Linked DNA regions of Homo sapiens: region 2 is linked to region 1. Evidence: chromatin contacts called from ENCODE Hi-C or POLR2A ChIA-PET data. All regions are on one chromosome and are shown on one strand. Each heading gives the region's core, a stretch centred on a gene start or an enhancer-like site at or near the end of the contact. The rest is flanking DNA. Distances are from core to core; before and after follow the strand shown.

What was found. A loop is a pair of places that touch in the nucleus more often than their neighbours do. ChIA-PET counts read pairs that join two places held with the same protein, here RNA polymerase II (POLR2A). Pooled maps may share reads with other maps.
Region 2: a loop to region 1 is called in a map of MCF 10A, with 5 times the contacts of the local background. The contact joins two enhancer-like sites. A Hi-C loop is called at or near these places in 5 of 168 maps with a recorded cell type or tissue (B cell, MCF 10A, PC-3 and 2 more), 3 of 37 single-sample maps with no recorded cell type and 9 of 50 pooled maps. POLR2A ChIA-PET finds 5 or more read pairs at or near these places in 2 of 52 experiments (PC-3 and activated CD4-positive, alpha-beta T cell).

What each region holds. Positions count from the first base shown.
Region 1 is chr3:13,089,249-13,094,917 of GRCh38, reverse strand. It overlaps a transcript of IQSEC1 not described here. Among named protein-coding and RNA genes, the nearest start is that of IQSEC1, 19 kb to the right of the region's middle. Within about 2 kb of position 2,118, at least 10 of the 41 ENCODE cell types and tissues checked have a DNase peak (open chromatin) inside an H3K27ac peak, as active enhancers do; they include PC-3, where a contact is called at or near this core.
Region 2 is chr3:13,216,810-13,222,478 of GRCh38, reverse strand. It overlaps a transcript of IQSEC1 not described here. Among named protein-coding and RNA genes, the nearest start is that of IQSEC1, 150 kb to the right of the region's middle. RefSeq lists enhancers at 1,178-1,700, 1,701-2,223, 2,224-2,747. Within about 2 kb of position 2,803, at least 5 of the 41 ENCODE cell types and tissues checked have a DNase peak (open chromatin) inside an H3K27ac peak, as active enhancers do; they include PC-3, where a contact is called at or near this core.

The DNA of each region.
Region 1 (5,669 bases), core at 869-3,368:
CTGGTTCAGTCTGTGTCCATGGTCCATCGAAATGTATCCCTTGCCTGGGGAGGTAACAATTGAACTCAACTATTGATCTTCCCTGAATTCCCAGTGGAGGCCCAGAAGGGTCAGGTGCTCTCGGCAGGTCACACCGTGCTCAGTGGGAGAAGATCCCGGAGCTCGTGGCTGCTGGAGCCTGTCAGCCTGAGTTTGAGCCCTGCAGCCCTCTGTCCAGTAGTATGGCCAGGAACAGGCCATACTCCTGATTTATCTGTCCTCAGTTTCCACAACTGTATTATGAGGGGAATGGTGGAAGCAGTCTCACAGGCTGATCCACGAACAGTACTTAGTGCAGGGTCTGGCACCAGGTGGGGGGTGTCAGGAGGAGAGAGAGGTTGAGTGGACACAGATCTTCCTGACAAAAAGGAACAAAATTAAAGGGGCTCAGACATCACTCTGCATCTCGCCAGCCTCTGTGGTTTGTGTTTTGTATATGATTGGGGGAGGGAGTCTAGAGCAGGGATGGGACTTCCAGGTGGCTCCGGGAGAGGGGTGGAAGTGAAATCCTTCTTTTCAAGGTCAGCCCCTGCAAGCCTTGCCTTCGCCTTCCATCTGGAATGCCTGATCACTCATCTTCCTGTGTTAACTTTCTCATCCTTCAAGGCCTGATGCAGTCCCTGCCTCTTCCATGATCTCCCTGCCACAAGTGCCTTCCATCCTAGAACTCCCACAGCACCGGCTTCTCCACTGTGATACGAGGTGCCACCTGCTACCATCGGTGTATCAGTGAGGACCCTGATCGGATGTCACGGTTCTCTCTCTCTCTTCATCCCTCAGCCCTGTTTCTTCATTCTTGGGAAGGTTTGCTCTTACAGTATAACACGATAGGCACCAGGAACCCCAGGCTCACAGCCAGTTAGTTCAGTGGCCCCAGCCGGAAGAGGTCTCTTTTTCAGATCTGCAAAAGCGCCAGGGCTGACTCTCATTGGCCTGACTCAGGTTACAAGCCCATCTCTAAGCCAATCACTATGAAGAACAGAGGGATTTATGCTCTGATTGGCCAGGCTGGATCACGTGCACATCCCTGGACCTAGAGGGTGCTGAGAACGGACAGGGGGAGACCTAGCGGAGTCACGTGGACCAACAGTGGGGAGGAGGTTCAGGGATAAGAGGGGCTGGATGCCAGACAGTGGATCCAACTGTGTATGCCTCAGTCGTCATCAGTGCTCGGGCCTGATCCTGCCGCCAGGCTGTAGCTGCATGCGTCTTGTGTCCCCTTGTCCAGGGTTTGCCACACACCCCATGTGCTGGATGAAGGGGACACACGTAGGAATCACACTGAATAACCTCCTCCCTCGTGGCATCCCCTGAGCTTGGGGAGGAGGCAGCCCTGCCTCCCCAGTTCCTGCCCTGAGCCACAGGGACCAGTTACTTGGATGAAGCCCCTCGTCTGCGCATGGCAGGAGGTGGAGCCCAGCTCCTCCTGTGGAGGAAGCTTCCTAATGGTCTCCCCTGGGGCCCGGTGAGGACATAAACTCTGCATCACTGAAGGTGCTGGGGCTCAGATGGCACCGCCTGGGATGCTGGAGGAGCATGCATCCCTGCAGCAGGCAGGGCTGGGATGGAGGCCCCAGGTCTCCTTCCGTCCTTGAGCCCGATTAGTCTTGTCAGGTATGGGGCTGAGGCTCTGGCTGAGGGACGATGTCTCCTTTATAAGTGAGTTTGTTTATTTGCTCTTAATGCCTCTCTGTATCCTCTCGCCTCCCCAGCTGGAGTTGGTGAAACCACAGACTGTGCCCTGGGCAGGGGCAGGACCTGTGTGGAGCCACCGAGATGTGATTTAGTCACTTGTTACCTGGGTTAGGCTAAAATAATCCCAAGTACTGAGATGTTGCCAAGAAGACACAACACAGAGATAGGACCCTGAGGACTAGGAGCAGCTTGTGCCTGGGTGCTGGGGGCCTCTCTGAGCCAAGAGCTAAATAATGGGAGGAGCCGGCTACGGGAGGGGGAAGAGTGCTCGCGGCAGAGGGAACAGCAAGGGCAAAGGCCCCGGGACTCGAAGAAGTTCGGCCTTGGAGATGGAAAGTTGGCCAGCGTGCCTGGAGCAGAGTGAGGAGGGGCTGGCACTGGGACAGGAACCCTGCAAGGTGGGTGGGGCCAGAGAGCGCAGGGCCTGAATGTTGGTGGACTGTTTTACGCGAAGAGGCCACCATCAGAGGGGTTGATAGAGGAGACACCATTGAGATTGTTCTGGTGAGGGAACAGAAATAATTCGGGTTAGGGGCTAAAATTGACTTCTCCCATTATTTAGCTCTTGGCTTAAATGTCGCCGTCTCAGAGAGGCCCCCAGCACCCAGGCACGCGCTGCTCCTGGTCCTTAGGGTCCTGTCTCTGTGTTGTGTCTTCTTGGCAGCATCTCAGTTCCTGGGATTATTTTAGCCTAACCCAGATGGGGAGAGGACATGTGGCCAGGGAATGAGGCCTGGGCAGGCCTGGGAAGGAGCCAGGTCAACAGCGTTCTGGGACGTCCGTGGTCAGCCGGGGCGTGTTTTGCAGGTATCTCTTTGCAGGACTTTGCAGCAGCCGCGCGCTGCCCTCTGCTGGAACTTCTGAGCATTACACCTAGCGCCTTTGAGCTGTACTAACCCCAGAACTTACTTCCCTGAGCACTTTATGGAAACACCCCCGTGATACGGTGTCCTCAGAGCTGGCAGAAGCTCACAAGGTCTTCTTCTCCTGCCTGGTATGTCCCTGCTGGCTTGCTTAGCCCTAGGCACAGGCATCTCACTAGCCCCTTTTGATGCAGTCAGTTCTGACCCTGCACAGTGCAGGGCAATTGACCCCGCGCAGTGCAGGGTAGCTTGACCCCAGAAAGAGCTGTGCTTAGCTTCCTCCTGGCCTCGACCATGCACAGGCCCTTAGAACTGCCTGGGGGGCCTGGGGACACTGACCACCTCCCCCATGACTGCCCTGCTCCAGCGCCTCCAGGTCCTGCCCACCCCGACCCCACCCAAGCTGCCCTCCCAGACCAAAGAGGAGACCTGGGAGGAAGCCTGAACAGTCTAGGCTTCCACAGAGGATGTGGCTTTCCTAGGAAAACCCCTGAAGACTCCCCAAATGTGCCACACGTGTCCTCTGCCTGCCTGTGTCTTTGTTTTTTATGTTGGAGCTTCAGGCACCTCTCAGTTTCCCTGAATACAGAGGGAGGGCTGACAAGGGCCTGGTCATAGGAACAGCTGGGGTGAACAGACAGGTCAGCGGGGGCAAGGCTGAGGCACAGCCAAGTCGGGCTTCCTGGGAGCATTGTGGGCCCGTCCCACCTGGGCTTCTGGGTCCTTTCACACCCCAGCCCCTGCTCCTGCAGTAGTCACAAAGGAGGGCTGTGCTCAGGGAGGGCAGGGAGGCCAGGAGGCCAGGGGAAGAGATGGGAGAAAAGATGCATGGGTTTCAGTAGGCCCAAGCCCAAGTCAAAGGCCCAGCAACACTGTCCTGGGTCTCATTCCAGCATCTGTCCTGTAAACAAACTCCCTCATTCATTCGGCAAATATTTTTTGAGCATCTGCTATGTGCCAGGCACGGTCTATGGCTTGAGCCTGCTTCAGTGAATAAAACAGACTCCCCTGGCCTCCTGGAGTCTGTATGCCAATGAGGAAGGAGGACAGCAACCAGCAGCCTGGCAGAGAGACCGATGCTGCTGCCCTCGGAGAGTGGTGACGGGGTCAAGGCATGCACCTGAGTGAGCGATGGCGTAGGGAGTGCAGGACAGAGGTGGGCAGGAGCCCTCCCTGAGAGAGTGTCCACTGAGTCAAGACCGGAGTGACGAGAAGTCTTTACAAACCTCTCTGGGAGAAGGCCGTAGAAACCGAGCACAGAATGGGTCATCAGGGCAGAGGAGTGTGGGCGGTGAGGAGGAGGCCAGGCCAGCCAAATCCAAATTAATCTTCCTCCTGGCTGGTCAGGCAGCTCCGTGCAGTCTTCCAGTGCTGTCCCCGCGGCTGGGGTTCAAATTCCGCACAGGGCTTTTGGTCAAGGGAACTGTGGATACCCGGGTTCCATTCTCAGCCTGTCTGTGCCTGAGTGTCCCCGGCTGAGGTCCTTCTGAGCTCAAGGATCGAAGTCTAAAATCTCTACGGAGCTCATACGAGTCACAGGGTGCCAGGTCCCCTTAGTGTGCCTCCTCAGGCCCAGCAGAGCACCTGGCACATGGCAGAAGCCCAGCAAAGTCCCTTTAAATCAACACCAGGCTGTGGGGAGGGAGAAGGGGCTCTCGGGATGTGGTGGGCTGTAGAGTCTCTCAGCCCAGCGTGGGGCCTACCTCTACCAGGACCTGCCCCTGCACCAGGCCTGTCACCAATCACCCCACAGACTCCATGAGCATGTCCTGTGGGGGACTTGCAGCCAGTGGGTGGCACACATGGACACAGAGAGGTGCAACACGGGATGGGGGTGTGCCTGAGTGCTGGGACTCACTGGGGAGCAGCACCTTGAGCTCAGATTGCAATCATTCATTCATACATCCACTCACTCATTCAGTCACTCATTTCACATTTTATTAAATACCGGTGGTATTCCAGGCACTAGAGTATAGTGAATAAAACAGACAAAAATCCTTACCTTCATGAAGCTAGCGTGCTAACAGTAGGGAAACAAACCAAAATATAGAATATAGAAATTTAAAATATACAGTAGTTTGTTTTTGTTGTTTTATTTTTTTTGAGACAGAGTCTTGCTCCGTCACCCAGGCTGGAGCGCAGTGGCGCGATCTTGGCTCACTGCAAGCTCCGCCTCCCAGGTTCACGCCATTCTCCTGCCTCAGCCTCCCGAGTAGCTGGGACTACAGGTGCACGCCACCACACCCCGCTAATATTTTTTGTATTTTTTAGTGGAGACGGGGTTTCACCGTGTTAGCCAGGATGGTCTGGATCTCCTGACCTCGTGATCCACCCGCCTTGGCCTCCCAAAGTGCTGGGATTACAGGCGTGAGCCACCGTGCCCGGCCTAAAATATACAGTGTTTTTAAAAGTGTACAATTCAATGCTTTCTAGTAAATTCACTGAGTTGCACAACCATCCCCACAATAGGTTTTAAAACATTTTCATCACTCCAGGCAGAAACTCCATACCCATTCGCAGCCGTCCACATACTCCCTAGGCCTCCTCCCATTCCCTGGCAGCCACTCATCTGCTTTCTACCTCTATGGATTTGCCTGTTCTGGACATTTCACACCATTCGAATCATAGAAGATGTGTCCTTTTGTGTCTGGCTTCTTTAACTTAGCATCATGTTTCCAAGGTTTATCCATGTTGCCACATATATCGGTACTTCATTTCTTTAAAAACAATTTTTTTGAGACAGGGTCTCATTCTGTCACCCAGGCTGGAGTGCAGTGGCACAAACACAGCTCACTGAAGCCTTGACCTCCTGGGCTCAAGGGATCCTCCCACCTCAGCCTCCTAAGTAGCTGGGACTACAGGTGTGCACCACCACACCTGGCTAATTAAAAAAAAATTTTTTCTGTAGAGACTGAGTCTCACTGTGTTGCCCAGTATGGTATCAAACTCCTGGGCTCAAGTAATTCTCCAGCCTCAGCCTCCCAAAGTGTTGATATTACAGGCATGGGCTAGTGCTCCCCAAATTTTATTTCTTTTTATGGCTAAATAATGTTTCATAGTATGGACAGATCG
Region 2 (5,669 bases), core at 1,554-4,053, 130 kb before region 1:
GTAGACCCAAAAGAATTGAAAGCAAGGCCTCAAACAGATGTGTGCACACCCATGTTCACAACAGCATTACTCACAATAGCCAAAGGTGGAAGCAAAGAAAGTGTCCGTGACAGATGAACGTGGTCTGTCCCTACAATGGAATATGATTCACCCTAAAAAGGAAGGGCGTTCTGTGCTGCGCTGCAACAGGGATGAACCTGGACGACAGGATGCTAGTGAATGAGCCGGCCACAAAAGGACAAATACTGCATGATTCCACTTCTGTGAGGTCCCTGGAGTAGTCACATTCACGGAGACAGAAAGTGGAATGGAGGTGCCAGGGGCTGGGGGAGGGGGGCTGGGGGTTCGTGTTTCATGGGGCAGAGTTTCAGTTGGGGAAGATGAGAAAGTCTTAATGCCACTGAAGTGTGCGCTTAAAATGGATGAGGTGGTAAATGTGTGTTATGTATCCTTTACCATAATGAAAAGGAAAGGGGACACTCCTCTGGGGGTTGCAGGGCTGTAGGCTGGGGTGTTTCTCCTCCCTCCTGCCCCTCTGCTCCGCGGCTACCATCTCCAGGCGGGCCTGGTCATGGTTGAGGAAACTGGCTCATTTTCGGAGCACACTAAATTTCCAGATCAGGCCCTGGAGTCCTTTATGAATCTAGTTTGGGAGGCTGGCTTTCCAGATCGCTGACTGCAGGGGAGTTCCCGGTTTTGTGGCAGATGCCAATGCCGGAGGCAGCTCCCTGCCGAGGAGGCCCGGCCTCTGTGATACAGTCATGGAGCCACACGCTGCCCCATTGGAGGGATGGAAGCCCCACTTGGGCAGGAGACGGAGAGCCGCCGTGGGCTCCAGGCGTCTGTTCCTGGGGCCCTGGGAGACCTGCAGTGTCTGAGCTTGTTAGGCCCCTGGGTTTGCCTTGGGAGGGCCTCCTTGGCCAGGCGGCCTGGGGTGGGCGGGCAGGGGCTTGGCCGCAGGCAGTTGGGGTGGGAGTCCACAGGTGGGGGCCCTCTACTTGGCCTTGCCTGGAAGGCCCTTCCTGTGCCCCCTGAGGATGCTTGAGGTTGAAGGAGGCCTCTGTGTGACAGAGGCTCTGTCCTAACTCCACCTCTCCCTGGCTCCTACCGCAGGGACATGTCCTGTTGGAGGAACAGTGTCACCCTTCTGGCTGAGACAGAGGGGCCTGCAGAGGGGCGTGGGTCAGGCAGCTGCCCCCAGAGCAGGCGGGCTGAAGCCTGTGTCCACCCTCAGGAAAATCCCTCTGGGCACCACCCAGGCACCCCACCGTGACCAGGGCGGGGCCTGGAATAGTGGCCTCAGGGGCAGAAACCACTTCCCTCCCCTCACCAAGGCCTCCTGGCTCCAGGCCTTGCTATGGTGTCACACTATAGGGTCCTTCCAGCGACAGCCCTGCTTATGAGCCCTGGCCTCCCCTGCTCACTGGCCTCCCTGCCTCCTTAAGCCTCAGTCGCTGCCTTTCTCTACAATGTTGTTCCCCTATGTCGTTTCCCCAACCATGGATGAGGCCAGCAGCTCTTGAAGCCGGTTTGAGAAATAAGTGGCATTAATGCCTGTGAAGTGGCCCGGTGGCTGGTAGCTGTCAATAGAAACAGGAGTTTGGCAGCAAAACCCATCCACGCAGATCTAGATGCCAGTGGATATGTGAGGAGTGTTTGGCCGGCCTGTTAATGAGGCCAGTTTAGCCAAATATCCCGGGACGTGAGTGTCCAGGCGGCATCGCCCTTCACACTTGGGGTGCTGGCTGTCCTCTGCAAGGGTCGACGTGCACCTCGGAATGTCTCAGGCCGTGCTCTGTAGGGACTGACTCCTGAGACCATGCATAAACCAGAGGAGCAAGTCAGCGATGGCCGTGAGGCTGACCTTGTCCCGACCAGGAAATAGGCTAGATCATTAATTAGTCATTTAATTCAATGAAAATTTAGCAGGGAGTCCTCTTCCCTGGGACTCAGAAGCCTTGCCTTTGAGGGACTCTCAGTCTAGACCCATGTCTCAGTCTAGATGATGGCCACAGAGCGGGAGAAGCCCCTTGTGGGGGCCAGTGGGGTGTGAGGGGCAACTGGCAGATAATGGGGTGGAAAAGGAGTAGGGGGCAAGGACCCCCCTTCTTTGCCCCCATTCTTCTCCTGGGCCCCAAGTCTCAAATTGGCAATGTTGGTCACAGGCCCTATGTGACCATTTCCAAGTTTGAAATTTGAGGCGATCAAGGTCTGGGGCTGGAACTGAGTGGCGCAGTCCCCTTGGAGGGGCCAGGCTGGCTCTCCAGTTTGCTCCAGGCCCACCTGGCCCGGCCACTGCCGGCCCCAGGAGGCAGTTGAGTTTGCAATGCTAACCCGTGCCAATTTAAAATCTTCAAAAGCACTGAAGTGCCTAAAGCTGGGGTTTAGAAATAGTGTCCCAGCAGGAGCCTGTGACGGGGGTGGTGGCAGCCTGAGCACAGGTGGCTGCACAGACCCCGGTTCCCAGGACTGGGGCTGCAGGTGACTTTTGCCACGTTTCAGGTTTCCGGTGAGGAGTTGCCACGCCTGGAGTGACTGGGAGAGAGAAGACAAATAAATGCATTCAAGTCCCAAAGTCAAACTCTCTGGATATTGTGGGCAGCAGTGGCATTAAGGAAATAAGCCACCAGCCTCTCAGGGCCTTGCTGGGAAGTGATGGTCCATGGATGAAGATGTGCCACCCCCCAGCTGGTTAGAGGCACCACCCCACCTCTGGTGGCCACGTGGCAGGCCCGGACTGTCCTCATGCTGTCCTGCTGAGGTGGCCGGGCCTTGGGCCAGCACTGGCGCCACTGCCCCAGCAAGCAGAAAGCCACTAAGCACTTGGCAGGAGCTGCTTGCTGTTGAACTATTTAACATCCTAATGCATCCACTTTCACACCTCCGCTGATCCCCGAAGACCGCCGGGTGGGTGTTGGTGAAGTGGCGATGAGTATTAATGAGGCAGCGCTCTGCGAGGTGCGTCTGCTTCATGTGCCTTCCCGCCGGGGGTGGGGGCACATCCTTGATGGTGGCCATCCCAATTTGGGGCCACCAGGGCCCCAGAAATATTTTTCCAATGTGGGGAGCTCCCTGGGGGGCTGTGGGGTGGTTACACTGCCAGGAGAAACTCCAGGGAGGGGATTTCCAGCACCTGGACAGTGTGGGCAGCCGCGGCCAGTGAAGGGCCAGTTCTGGAGTCCGCTGACCTTCGGCTTCCTCTTACCAGTGAACTTGGGAGCAGGTGTCAGGAGCACCATGCAGCCTGTCTCTGGGGAAGCATGGCTCAGCCAGGGCCTGCTGGTGAGGTGGATGGACTGAGCTTTTGGAGGGTTTTTGCAGGAGCTTGGGGGTGACATGGTGTGACGTTATTTTAAAGGCCTTTCCTGCTGTGGCACAAATTGTAGAAGGGCCCGAGGCAGCTGCCAGATCCGCTGGGAGACTGACATGGTGGCCCAGGGGAAAGCTGCTGCTGGCCTGGACCAGGGTGGCTGTGGCGACAAGAGCATTTTGGGTGCACGTGCAGCTGACTTGGTGGGTGGCATTGAGTAGGTGAGGGAAAAGGAGGCATTATGGGTGATTTGGGAGAGTTTGAGGACGTGTAGAAGCCTCTGGGGGTAGAGGTGGCGGCCGGGGCTGCCCTCCTTCCTCCAGGTTCCTTCCATTGCACACCTGCTGCCAGAGAAGTCATGCTGAAGCTGGATCTGTTCAGGCCACCCTCACTCAAGAATGTTCAATGGCTCCCCCATTGCCTGCAGGACCCAGTGCACACCCTTGAGGGTGGCAGTCAGGGGTCTCCCCGACAGACACCTCTGGGCCTGGGGCCACCCCTCACCTCCACCTGTGCATGAACAGGAGCAAATAGAGCACATGAACTTCATTTTCCAGTTTCCATGAAAAAATTTTAAAAACCTTTTCCCTTTTCCCCAGTCATGAGTTGTGAAAAGCATCTTGTGTGTTAGTGCAGCCACTATGCTGTCTCGGCCACAGGCTTCCCACACCTCCCGCCAAAGACTCTGTTGCCTTGGAGAGCAGCACCTTTTGAATGGTTCGAGTAGTTTTCAGATGAGTTATTCTGTCTGTCTTTTTCTCTCACCAGCCAGCTCATTCATGCACACACCTATGAGTCATTCATTCTACATTCCATGAGCACCTGCTGTATAGCCAGCACTGAGCCAGACCCTGGGGACTAATGGGATTAAAAAATGATCCCAACTTCAAGGATTCAGCACAGCAAGGTCCAGCCGCTCCCCACCCATGCCTTGCCCCAGGCCTCGCACACCTGGGAGCACCATAGGTGCATGTGGAAGGAAGTCAGCACACAGGAGGTGCTAGGTCACTCCTGCTCCCACCCCCGACACAGCTTTGTCAAGGTTCCCAGCCTCTGCATGTGGGAATCCTGGAATCCTAGAATGCCGGAGCTGCCAGGGGGCCTCGGAAGCCAGGGGTGCACCTGACTTTAGGTGGGGGGCTAGCATGTGATGATGGTGCTGCTTCTAGATGCTTCGGGTGCTGTGTAGAGGTCAGGTCATTACATCCCAGGTCTTTCCAGCTCTTCTGGTTCTGTATGGGACAGTGGCTCAGTTTGGTGCCAGTCTGGTGTCTGGGCCTCTTTCAGGGATCAGCTTGGGGTGAAACAGCAAGAGTCTGGAGCAAGAATGTGATGTCATTGTTTTGTGTTCCTGGTATTATTTTGAGCATTCTTTTCTATTTCAAGTAATGATAGTATTTTACATTTAAAATGTGAATATAAATAAAAGTGAATTTTCTTTTCAAAATACATTTAAGTAAAGGAGTGAGGCAATTTAAAGGAAAATACTAAGTAGTTTATAGGGACATGGCACAAAACTGGAGATGGGGCCTAGAATGAATCAAGTTGGGGAAATTTGGAGCCAGCCAGACCCAAGGCTTCTGGACCAGCTGTGGAGGTGCCTCCATTATGCTCTCTTTCTGGAGAGCAAGTCCCTCCCAGTGGTTTAAGGCAGAAGCATTGTGAAAAAAATGGTGTGAATGGAGAGAAAACTTGGTACTTCCACACAGTGGACTACTACTCAGCCCTGAAAAGGAACGATCTGCTGGTGCACCCTATGTCATGGATAAACCTCAAAAACACAATGCCAAGTGGAGGAAGCCCCGCCACCAGACTGTGGCATATGGAAGTCCTGAAAAGGCAACCCCATAGAGATAGAAGTAGATTAGTGATTGCTGGGGGCTGAAGATGGATAAGGGAATGCATTGGATGTAAATGCATGAGGGATCTCATTGGGAGAAGAAAACATTGTAAATCTAACATTATGGTGGTAATTGCACCATTCAGTGAAAGTTACAAAAGTCATTGAATTGTAAAACAAAACAAGCAAAAAAGCCTGAGTCAGGTTCACTCTGTTCAGTTGGATTTTTTTTTTAAAAGCACTAAGAATAAAATCAAAATCATCTTTTGTCATCTGTAATGGGGGAGAATGTCCTTCAGGGCTCTTCTCCATGGCAAATCCTTTGTCACCACCATTGGGCTCCTGTCATCAGCTAAGTTTTGCAGTGTGTTCACCTTGCCTGCGTCGTGATATGCTGTGTCCTATGCCATTAACTCTTCTAGGTCAGTGTGACCTAAACTCATCGGGAGAAAGCGTCCATATGTTCTGGAGTGGGCAGGGGTAAGTGAAGTTAAATGTGTGTATTCCATGTGCTAATGA